Regions from separate parts of the Homo sapiens genome. Here region 1 is linked to region 2. Evidence: read pairs that join two places in POLR2A ChIA-PET (ENCODE). Cell type or tissue: PC-9. All regions are shown on one strand. Links, peaks and the distances in the headings refer to the core of each region. The heading gives the core; the rest is flanking DNA.

What was found. Peaks named below come from ENCODE experiments on the same cell type or tissue, not always from the same donor. Only the 100,000 strongest peaks of a DNase experiment are listed, where the experiment ranks them.
Region 1: POLR2A ChIA-PET joins it to region 2 with 10 read pairs; 5 of 35 experiments call an interaction of 5 or more read pairs at or near these places.

The regions. Positions count from the first base shown.
Region 1 is chr12:50,402,918-50,408,294 of GRCh38, forward strand. All of the region lies in intron 1 of LARP4 (La ribonucleoprotein 4), which reads left to right. Among named protein-coding and RNA genes, the nearest start is that of LARP4, 4.7 kb to the left of the region's middle. In PC-9, for the core only: no CTCF peak of the experiment used is centred there; a DNase peak (open chromatin) is centred at 2,364; H3K4me3 peaks cover 997 bases; H3K27ac peaks cover 2,316 bases.
Region 2 is chr12:50,526,436-50,531,812 of GRCh38, forward strand. All of the region lies in intron 1 of DIP2B (disco interacting protein 2 homolog B), which reads left to right. Among named protein-coding and RNA genes, the nearest start is that of DIP2B, 24 kb to the left of the region's middle. RefSeq lists enhancers at 3,296-3,796, 3,797-4,297. In PC-9, for the core only: no CTCF peak of the experiment used is centred there; no DNase peak of the experiment used is centred there; H3K27ac peaks cover 2,193 bases.

The DNA.
Region 1 (5,377 bases), core at 302-5,301, 120 kb before region 2:
ATGAGTTTTATTGAAAATTAACTGTCTTTAAATATTTGGGGCTGAATATGTGGTATTAAAATCAGTGAAAAACAACATGTTGGTCGTTTGGCGTTTTGTTAACTAATATTTGATCCCTGTAACCTCATGATAGAGGAATTATTCTCAGTGAGAGAACCAAAGCTCAGAAGTTAGATGTCTAAGGTCATTCAAGTGTAAATAATGTGGGGGCTAAAGTCTGAAGTCTGACTTCTAGAACATAAATTTCTGGCTTCAAAATTATTTTTGTACTTTCCCATAAGTCAAAGGTTCTTAATCTAGGTTTTTGGATAGAATTGAGGAAGTAAGTACCTAAGCTTGGTTGAGGAAAAAAATTTGCGTGTTTATTTTCTCTAGCTTCTAACTGAAATCTAAATGGAAAAGAAGTGAAAATTCTTTAAATGTTAATGGCAGCAACAGTGTATGTGACCTTGTCACCAAGACAAATCACTTTTTTACATGTATTACAGCTTTTGCAGTTATCTTGAAATATTTATGCTCATTACTTGCTATATGTCAAAAATATTGTTAACGTATTGCTATATTAGACATTTTAAAATATTTTGATAACTGCGTTTCAATATAATTGGTTTACTTTGTGATCCTATATATTTTAGAAATGTAAAAAAACGGAGAAGAGATCCATAGATTAATTGGACTACTAAAGAGGTCTGTGTCACAGAAGAGGTTAAGAACTGCTTTACTAAACCAACTTGCTTGTGGATCATCTTTGGCAGGGTTAATCTGGGATCCCTGGGTCCTCTGCAGTTGTGTTCAATACCTTTTACTTATGTGTATTTTTCTGGAGAGATTCCAGCTTAACTATCCCACTAGAATCAGTAGGATAGATAATAGCAATATAACAATAACAACAGTAGTAGTATATACTTGTATCGTGCTTTGTGTCAGGAACGTTTGATGTTTTTGCATATATAGATATCTGTACATCTTAAGTCTCAATATCTCTATGAGGTGTTAGTATCCCCATTTTAGTGATAAGTAAGGCAGCTGGGCGCAGTGGCTCATGCCTGTAATCCCAGCACTTTGGGAGGCTGAGGTGGGTGGCAAATCACCTGAGGTCAGGAGTTTGAGATCAGCCTGGCCAACATGGTGAAACCCCATCTCTACTAAAAATACAAAAATTAGCCAGAGGTGGTGGCACACACCTGTAATCCTAGCTACTCGGGAGGCTAAGGTAGGAGAATCGCTTGAACCTGGGAGGCAGAGGTTGCAGTGAGCTGAGATGGCACCACTACACTCCAGCCTGGACAACAGAGTGAGACTCTGTCTCAAAAAAAAGAAACTAAGGCACATATAATTTAAACTTGCCTAAGTTTATACAGCTAGTGAACATGGAAGCTTGTATTAGAACTCATCAACCACCTACTTGTATTGGAGTAGAATATATTGCAGACAAGGAATCAATCCTATGTAAATAATACTTAGATGCAACTTTTTAAAACCTGGCCTTGGGCCCAATGTGGTGGCATGTACCTGTAGTCCCAGCTACTAGGGAGGCAGAGGCAGGAGTTTCGCTTGAGTATGGGAGGTCAAGGCTGGAATGAGCCGTGATTGTGCCACTGCATTCCAGGCCGGGTGACAGAGCAAGACCAACTATATTGACTTCAGTAGATTATTGGTTTGTTTTATTTTTTTCCTCTTGAGACCGAGTCTCGCTCTGAGACCGAGGCTAGAGGGTGGCGCAGTCTCAGCTCACTGCAACCTCCGCCTCCTGGGTTCAAGCAGTTTTTTTTTTTTTTTTTTTTTTTTGAGACGGAGTTTCCACTCTTGTTGCCCAGGCTGGAGTGCAGTGGCGCCATCTCGGCTCACTGCAACCTCCACCTCCTGGGTTCAAGTGATTCTCCTGCCTCAGCCTCCCGAGTAGCTGGGACTGTAGGCGCATGCCACCACGCCCAACTAATTTTTGTATTTTTAGTAGAGATGGGGTTTCACCATGTTGGCCAGGATGGTCTCGGTCTCTTGACCTCATGATTCGCCCACCTCGGGCTCCCAAAGTGTTGGAATTACAGGCGTGAGCCACCACACCTGGCGGGTTCAAGCAGTTCTGCCTCAGCCTCCCTAGTAGCTGGGACTTCAGGCATGTGCCACCATGCCTGGCCTTTTTTTTTTTTTTCCTGATTTTTAGTAGACACGGGTTTCACGATGTTGGCCAGGCTGGTCTCGAACTGCTGACCTCAAGTGATCCGCCCGCCTTGGCCTCCTAAAGTGCTGGGATTATAGGCGTGAGCCACCGCGCCTGGCAGATTTTTTTTCCACCTCTGTTCTGAAGGAGAAACAAACAATGTCCCTCTCTGGAAAGAGGTAAAAGTTTGGATGATTCACAAAGTCATCAAACATGACCTGCCATGAATTCTTTTACAACAAATTGTTTGTAAGTTTGAAACTGCAGTGTACTACCTTCATCTGAATGCTATCAAGTTACTTAAAACTTGTGAGCCCTAAGGAGGCAGATAGTAATTTAAAAAAATTTTTTCATTTCTCTCTTTTATTTACAGTTTTTTTTTTAATTTTTAATTTTTTGAGACACAGTCTCGTTTGCTGCAGCCTCCACCTCCCCAGCTCAAGTGATCCTCCCACCTCAGTCTCCAAAGTAGCTGGGACTATAGACATGTACCACCATGCCTGGCTAATTTTTTTCTTTTTTGGTATTTTTTGTAGAGACAGGGTTTTGCTTTTTTGCTCAAGCTGAAATTTTTGTTTAAATAAAAAAAATTAAAACTAGAGACTGGGAAGGGTGGGTATGCAGTGACTACTGAAATTGGGTTTCTGTCTCTGTTTGAGTTTTTCCCTGAAAATGAAGACAGTTGTCCCTCAGTATTTGTGGGAAATTGGTTCCAGGACCCTCTGTAGATGCCAAAAACCTTGGATGCTCAAGTCTTACATAAAAAGGCATAGTATTTGCGTAGCACCTATGCACATCTTTGTGTATATGTTAAATAATCTCTAGATTATTTATAATACCTATTAAAATGTAAATGCTTTATAAATAGTTGCTATACTGTATTATTTATAGAGTGATAAGAAAAAAGTCTCTACATTGTCAGTACAGATGCAATGATTTTTTTTTCTGAGTATTTTTGATTTGTGATTGATTGCTCCACTGATACAGAACCTATGGATATGGAATTCATGGATATGGAGGGCCAACTGTACTTACTTACTTAGGTAGCAGTTAAGTTTCATACGACCTAGGACGCTTTAATAACTCTTAAATAATTAAAACATATTTTAGGTTGGGTAACGTGTCTCATGCCTGTAATCTCAACACTTTGGGAGGCCGAGGTGGGAGGATAGCTTGAGCCCAGTAGTTCAAGACCAGCCTGGGCAACAAAGTTAGACACCCCCCACCCCCACCCCCAACCTCTACAAACAAATTTAAAAAATTAGCCAGGCCTGGTGGCATGTGTTGTGGTCCCAGCTACACTTGAGGTGGGAGGATCACTTGAGCCAGGAGATCGAGGCTGCAGTGAACCATGTTCATGACACTGCACTCCAGCCTGGATGACAGAGTGAGACCCTGCCTCAAAAAATTTTTTTAAATTATTATTTTATTATTTTTTAAGAGACAGGGTCTCACTGTGTTGTCCAGGCTGGAGTACAGTGGCTATTCACAGGTACAGTCATGGCACACCATAGCCTCAAATTCCTGGGCTCAAGCAATCTGGCCTCAGCCTCCTGAGTAGCTGGGACTACAGGCTCATGCCACCAGTTAAAAATATTTTTAATTGTGAAATACATATAACTTAAAAAGTATCATCTAACAGTTTTTTGTTTTTTTGAGAGAGAATCTTGCTCTGTTGCCCAGGCTGGAGTGCAGTTGCATGATCTCGGCTCACTGCAATGTCTGCCTCCTGGGTTCAAGTGATTCTCTCACCTCAACCTCCCCAGTATAGCTGGGACTACAGACGTACGCCACCATGCTGGCTAATTTTTGTATTTTTAGTAGAGACGAGGTTTCGCCATGTTGGCCAAGCTGGTCTCAAACTCCTAACCTCAGATCTACCTGCCTCAGCCTCCCAAAGTGCTGGGATTGCAGGCTTGAGCCACCGCGCCCAGCCCATCTTAACAGTTTTTTTGTTTGTTTTTTGAGATGGAATCTTGCTCTGTCGCCCAGGCTGGAGTACAGTGGCATGATCTCGGCTCACTGCAACCTCCGCCTCCTGGGTTCAAGCGATTCTTCTGCCTCAGCCTCCTGAGTAGCTGGGACTACAGGCGCGTACCACCACGCCTAGCTATTTTTTGTATTTTTAGTAGAGACGGAGTTTCACCATATTGGTCAGGCTGGTCTCGAACTCCTGACCTTGTGATCCACCCTCCTCGGCCTCCCAAAGTGCTGGGATTACGGGCGTGAGCCACTGCGTCTGGCCGAAGCTTTGTTTTCTTTAAGGTTTAAACTAATTTAAGAGAAGTATAACTTCTAAGTTTTCATCTCAGCCTTGTTACTAACATACTCTGATTTAGGGCAAGTCAAACAATTTATAATTATTTAAAGTTTTTTTTATAGTTGGAGAGTATACTTTTGGTTGGGCAAATAAAAGTTTTAAAAGAGGAATGAAGATGGCAGTATGTTAAAATACACATTTACTTGCAGCATTTAAAGGAGTACAGCTGGGCGGGGTGACTCATGCCTGTAATCCCAGAATTTTGGGAGGCCGAGGCAAGTGGATCACTTGAGGCCAGGAGTTTGAGACCAGCCTGGCCAACATGGCGAAACCCCATGTCTACTAAAAATAAAAATATTATCTGGGCATGTGCCTGTAGTCCTAGCTACTTGGGAGGCTGAGGCACACCTTGAAGCAGAGGTTGCAGTGAGCCGAGATCATGTCACTGCACTCCAGCCTGGGTGACAGTGAGACTGTCTCAAAAAAAGGAAAATTAATTAAAGGAATACAAATGTTAAAATGCAAATAGGCACTTTGCACTTACTCTTTTGAAAAAAATTATAATGTAAAAGTGTAAGTAAATGTAAGAAAAAGAAACATCTAAGTATGTACTCATCTTTCCTGTCTTACCTGTGTCCTTGTCCCACCACTTGAACCAATCTTTGGTTCACAGAATATCTCTACTGTTTTTAAATGACGGGCTCTAAACCAAAGACAGAAGAGTGCTTTAGATGAATATTATTAGGGGTAGGATGTGAACTGCATTCATAAATGCCAAACTCCAGGGATGAGTTGAGTTAAGTTCTATTGGGTTTGTATGTACTGAGAGAAGAGAAAAGGATTTTCTGCTTTTTTTTTTTTTTTTTTTTTTTTTTCCAGCTGGAGTTTCTCTCTTGTTGCCCAGGCTGGAGTGCAATGGTGTGATCTCAGCTCACTGCAACCTCCGCCTCCCGGGT
Region 2 (5,377 bases), core at 101-5,100:
GCCTGACTACTTTGCTTATCCAATTCATTTGGTATTTATTATGCAAATACTTTCAGAATACACAGCTCCAAGCCTGGGACAGTGCTTGGGTGAGAGCTGGAGCCACGCCACTGTGCTCCCTGAACAGGAGGCAGACACTTCTCATTTTTTTGTGTACTTTGCACATGCATTGATTCTCTTTTTCCTCTGCCTTTTTTTTTTTTTTTTTTTTTTTTTTTGAGACAGAGTTTCACTCTTGTTGCCCAGGCTGGAGTGCAATGGCGCGATCTCGGCTCACTGCAACCTCTGCCTCCCGGGTTCAAGCGATTTCCTGCCTCAGCCTCACCAGTAGCTGAGATTACAGGCCTGTGCCACCACGCTTGGCTACTTTTTGTATTTTTAGTAGAGACAGGGTTTCACCATGTTGGCCAGGTTGGTCCCAAACTCCTGGCCTCAGGTAATACGACTACCCCGGTCCCCCAAAGTGCTGGGATTACAGGCGTGAGCCACTGCACCCGGCCTTTTTTCCTCTGTCTTAACCAAATGTAATATCCGTAGGATCTGATCTAAAGCATAAGTTAATTAGGTGGGTTTTTCTGTAGACCAGACATTGTAATAAAACCAAAATCAGTTTTGTTTTGGTTTAATGGGTCCTGGTTGGAAAAAAACTGAATATTTCACATGCCTGGTTTTTCAACGTCTTTTCTTGGCTACATTCCATCTTTGGCAAAATGTTGGAAAACCATGGAAGTGAAATAATTAGCCATATGGCAAATATTGGTTTTGTTGAACCAAGTCAGACCTTTGGTCAGTTTATTCTAGTTTATGCAAACAGTGTGGCCAACTACCAAGGACGTTCATGGGCTGTGCATAACATGTCCAACTGTACACACAGAGTATTTGTCTCTTAGGTCCTACCCACGTTATCTCAGGTCTCTTTGACTACCTATATCTAAGGTACTGTTCAAACACTAAATTAATTGTAATTTTGCACATAGGAAAATAACAAAAATCTTATTTACTTATTATATTGTGAACTTCAGGTTTGTCTTTATGGCTGAGAGATAAAACTTGTGAAACATCTTAATAACTAAGATTATCCTTGGCCGACAGCACTTTGGGAGGCCGAGGCGGGAGGATTGCTTGAGGCCAGGAGTTCAAGATAGTGAGACTCTGTCCCTAGGTGGTTATGGTGATGTGCACCTGTAGTCTCATCTGCTTTGGAGTTGAGGCTGCAGTGAACTATGATCGTGCCACTACACTCTAGGCTGGGCGAAAGAGCAAGACCACATCTTAAAGAAAAGATTATCCTTTTTCAGTACAAATTGGAAGAAACATGATTAAAATAATTATTAAGTGTTAAAACATGATTAAAATGATTAAAATGTTAATTAACAGAAAATCACCATTGTCAGAAGTGTATTTGTTCAGAATCCTGAATTTGATTTATCTTCTTTTTCTTACAATTTCAGTTGTGGAAAAAAGTGCTTTTCATTAGAGATGGAAATTCCTTCTGTTTTTTTTTTTTTTGGAGACAGAGTCTTAGTCTGTCACCCAGGCTGGAGTACAGTAGTGTAATCACGGCTCACTGCAGCCTTGACCTCCCAGGCTCAGGTGATCCATCTGCCTTAGCCTCCCAGGTAGCTGAGACTACAAGCATGCACCACCATGCCCAGCTAGGTTTAAATTTTTTGTGGAGATGGACTTTCACCATGTTGTCCAGGCTGGTCTTGAACTCTTGGACTCAAGCAATCTGCCCACCTCAGCCTTCCAAAGTGTTGGGATTATAGACGTGAGCCACTGTGCCTGACCCTTCTTTTTTTTTTTTTTGGTAGTCAGATTTAGTGTCTCAGTGTCCTCATCCATAAAATGAAGATGATAATAGTATCTACGTTGTAGGATTGATGTGAGCACTGAATCAGTTACTATATAAAAGTATACTTTGGGAGGCTGAGGCGGCAGGATTTCTTAAGGCCAGGAGTTCAAGACCAGCCTGGGCAACATAATGAGACCTGCTTTCCAAAAAAAAAAAAGGAAAAGTATAGTGATTAGTATAGTGTCTGGCACACAGGAAGCAGTATAAGTCTATTATGCTGCTGTGCTATTTTATATTTCCAAACGTCCATCCATGCAGAAGTTGTGATTAGTGAACAGAGTATCTAAACTGGGCATATGGACCCAAATGTGTTTTCCAGCTTTATCTAAAGCAGGATGATAGTTTAAGCCATGAGAATAGATGAGTTCACCCAGGAAAGAGGGCTTAGAGTGAACAGAGAAGAGTATTTCTGATAGAATCCTAAGAAATGCTAACATGGACAGAGGAAAAGAAAGCTTGCAGAGGCGACTGCAAAGACATGGCTGGAGGTTTAGCAAGAAATCTAGAGAAGGGATGTCAGGAGAGTTGGGGGCCAGGAAGACAAGAGAGAATGATCAAATATTGCTGCAAACAAAAGAATGGTTAAGCATTAAGGTGGATTTGTTAGGTTTAGCCACAAAATGATTTGTGATTATGAACTTGGTGAGAGTGGTTTTAATGCTGTGGTGTGAGGATCAGAAGCCAGAGATTATAATGGGTTAAGGAGTGATTTGGAGGAAATGGGTAAGTTTCAAAAACAAAACAAAACAACTTTTAGTGAGTTTTACTGTGGTTAGGAGGGGCAGGACATGGCAGTACTTTCTTATAGTTATTTTGGGGGAAGATAGGATACTGTAAACAACTAGTCAGGTGTGGTGGCATGCGCCTGTAGTCCCAAAATAGTCCCAGTTACTCAGGAGGCTGAGGTGGGAAGATACCTGAACTCAGGGAGATGGAGGCTCCGGGAGCTGTGATGGCACCATTGCAACTCTTGCCTGTACGACAGAGTAAGACCCTGTCTCAAACAAACAAACAAAAACTGTAAACAGTATCTTTATTGCATAATAAATGTCATAAGGGAGACATGTTCAAGTACTTGAAGGTGCTTAGGTGCAGGGCATTAGTGTACATGTAGTATTCTGGGAAGGACTGTCCAATGGACCAAAGGAGTTTGGTGGGCTGACAGATGAGGGGAGGAGGCTGCTTTAGATTTGTCAATCATTGAAGCGTGTTTGAGGAACTGTGATGATTTAGTCACTGCTAGAACATGGAATGTAAGTCCAGTGAGCCAGGACAGTGGTTAGGGCTGACAGCATGGCAGGGGTGGGTTGTGCCTTGTGGCCACACCCATAGAATCTTACATTTTATCCTGTAGGTCTTTGCTTCCCAATGGGGATTTGTATTGATGTTCCAGGGGTACTCAGAGCTACAATCCAAAAAGTAGCCGGGTGTGGTGGCGTGTGCCTGTAATCCCAACTACTCAGGTGGCCAAGGCAGGAGACTCGCTTGACCCCGGGAGGCAGAGATTGCAGTGAGCCGAGATCATGCCATTGTACTCCAGCCTGGGTGACAGAGCGAGCCTCTGTCTCAAAAAAAGAAAAAAGAAAAAAGAAAAAAAGCTACAGGGTAAACATAGCGTGCCTTCTTAGAATATCCATTAAATTGAATTTCACGGGAAATTATTGCTATAGTAAAGCATGAATTGAAAATTAAGATCAAACATAAATTTTAACATTAAAAAATAATGCATTGTTCTCTAGTGGCTGGCTTCTTCAGGCTGTGCCTCTTCTGGGCCTTCCATTCCTCCATCACTTTCATTTTTTTTGAGACAGGGTCTCTCTCTGTCGCCCAGGCTGGAGTGCGGTGGCGCGATCTCGGCTCACTGCAAGCTCCGCCTCCTGGGTTCATGCCATTCTCCCGCTTCAGCCTCCCGAGGAGCTGGGACTACAGGCACCCGCCATCACGCCTGGCTAATTTTGTTTTTGTATTTTTAGTAGAGACGGGGTTTCACTGTGTTAGCCAGGATGGTCTCAATCTCCTGACCTCATGATCTGCCCGCCTCAGCCTCCCAAAGTGCTGGGATTACAGGCGTGAGCCACTGTGCCCTGCCTCCTCCATCACTTTCTTCAGGGGAAAGAGCATCATATAGCATCTTTGGGAAGAGCATTCATGGGAAGCCACTGAAGTATTGTAAGCAGGAGTGGATGACATCTGTGTTTGTTGGAGATCGCCTTAGAGGAGAATAGTTTCAGGTTGCTGTGTCACACAACCAAGTGATACTATTTACATAGAAAAAGTGCAAAATAGCCTTAAATAAGAGCAGGTAAGACAGGGCAGGAAGACTTACAGGAGGCTACTGAAATGAGCTGTCTCTGCAGTAGGATTAGGGAAGAGGGAATGAAAAGAAGTATTTAAGCAGGGAGAATTTACGAGACTAGTATGGAGGAGGAGGAGGTGTGCACAGAGATTTGTAGGTGTGATAGGAGAAAGGCGGACTGGTAAGTTTCTTCCTTAGGCATCTTGAGAGAAAGATGGCACCATTTCCTAAAACAGGGAATAGAGGCAGAAGAACAGTTTAGGGTGTAGGGGGAGAGAAAATTCAGTTTTACTGAATTTGAGAGGTTTTGGGGACATGCAAATGGAGATCTGTAGCAGCAGTTGGGTGTGTGGATTTGGAGTTCTGTAGAAAGGCCTGTCCTGAAGATATACATTCAGTATTCCTTAGCATGTATCGCTGATAGTGGAAGCAGTGGGCATGATTGAGATTGTCCAAGGAGAGCATATTATATATGTTGAGATGGAGTCTCGCTCTGTCGCCCAGGCTGGAGTGCGGTGGCGCAATCTCAGCTCACTACAAGTTCTGACTTCTGGGTTCACGCCATTCTCCTGCCTCAGCCTCCCGAGTAGCTGGGACTACAGATGCCTGTCACCACGCCTGGCTAATTTTTTTTTGTATTTTTAGTAGAGATGGGGTTTCACCATGTTAGCCAGGATGGTCTCGATCTCCTGACCTTGTGATCCGCCCACCTCGGCCTCCCAGAGTGCTGGGATTATAGGTGTGAGCCGCTGCACCCAGCCAAGGAGAGCATATTGAGTGAGCAGAGGCTAAACACAGAACTGGAAAGCACCACCATTTAAGGGGGAAGCTGAAAAAAAGAACCTGGAAAAGAGGTCAGAGGGGTATGAGTGACCAGAGGGAGAAGAGCAAAACAACAAGGAGTATTAAGTGTCTCTTGTTGCATAGAGTTTGAGACTAGGACTGAGAAAATGCAATTGAGATTACAAGCAGAGGTCATTGGTGGTGACCTTTGCCTAAGCTGTTTTAGTAGGGTTTAGGGACAGGGTTGGGGCAAGGAAGGGGCACTGCAGCCTGTTGAAAGTGGATAAGGAATGCAAAGCAGAGAGGAAGTGGAAGTAGAGGCAGGCGGGGTACCCTGCTGTTTCAAGCCTGGCCGTGTGAGGTGGAGAGAAAGGAAGTAGCTAGGATATATACACATTCATCTGTTCTTTGTCTCTCTCCTCACTAGAAAATAAGTTGCCTGA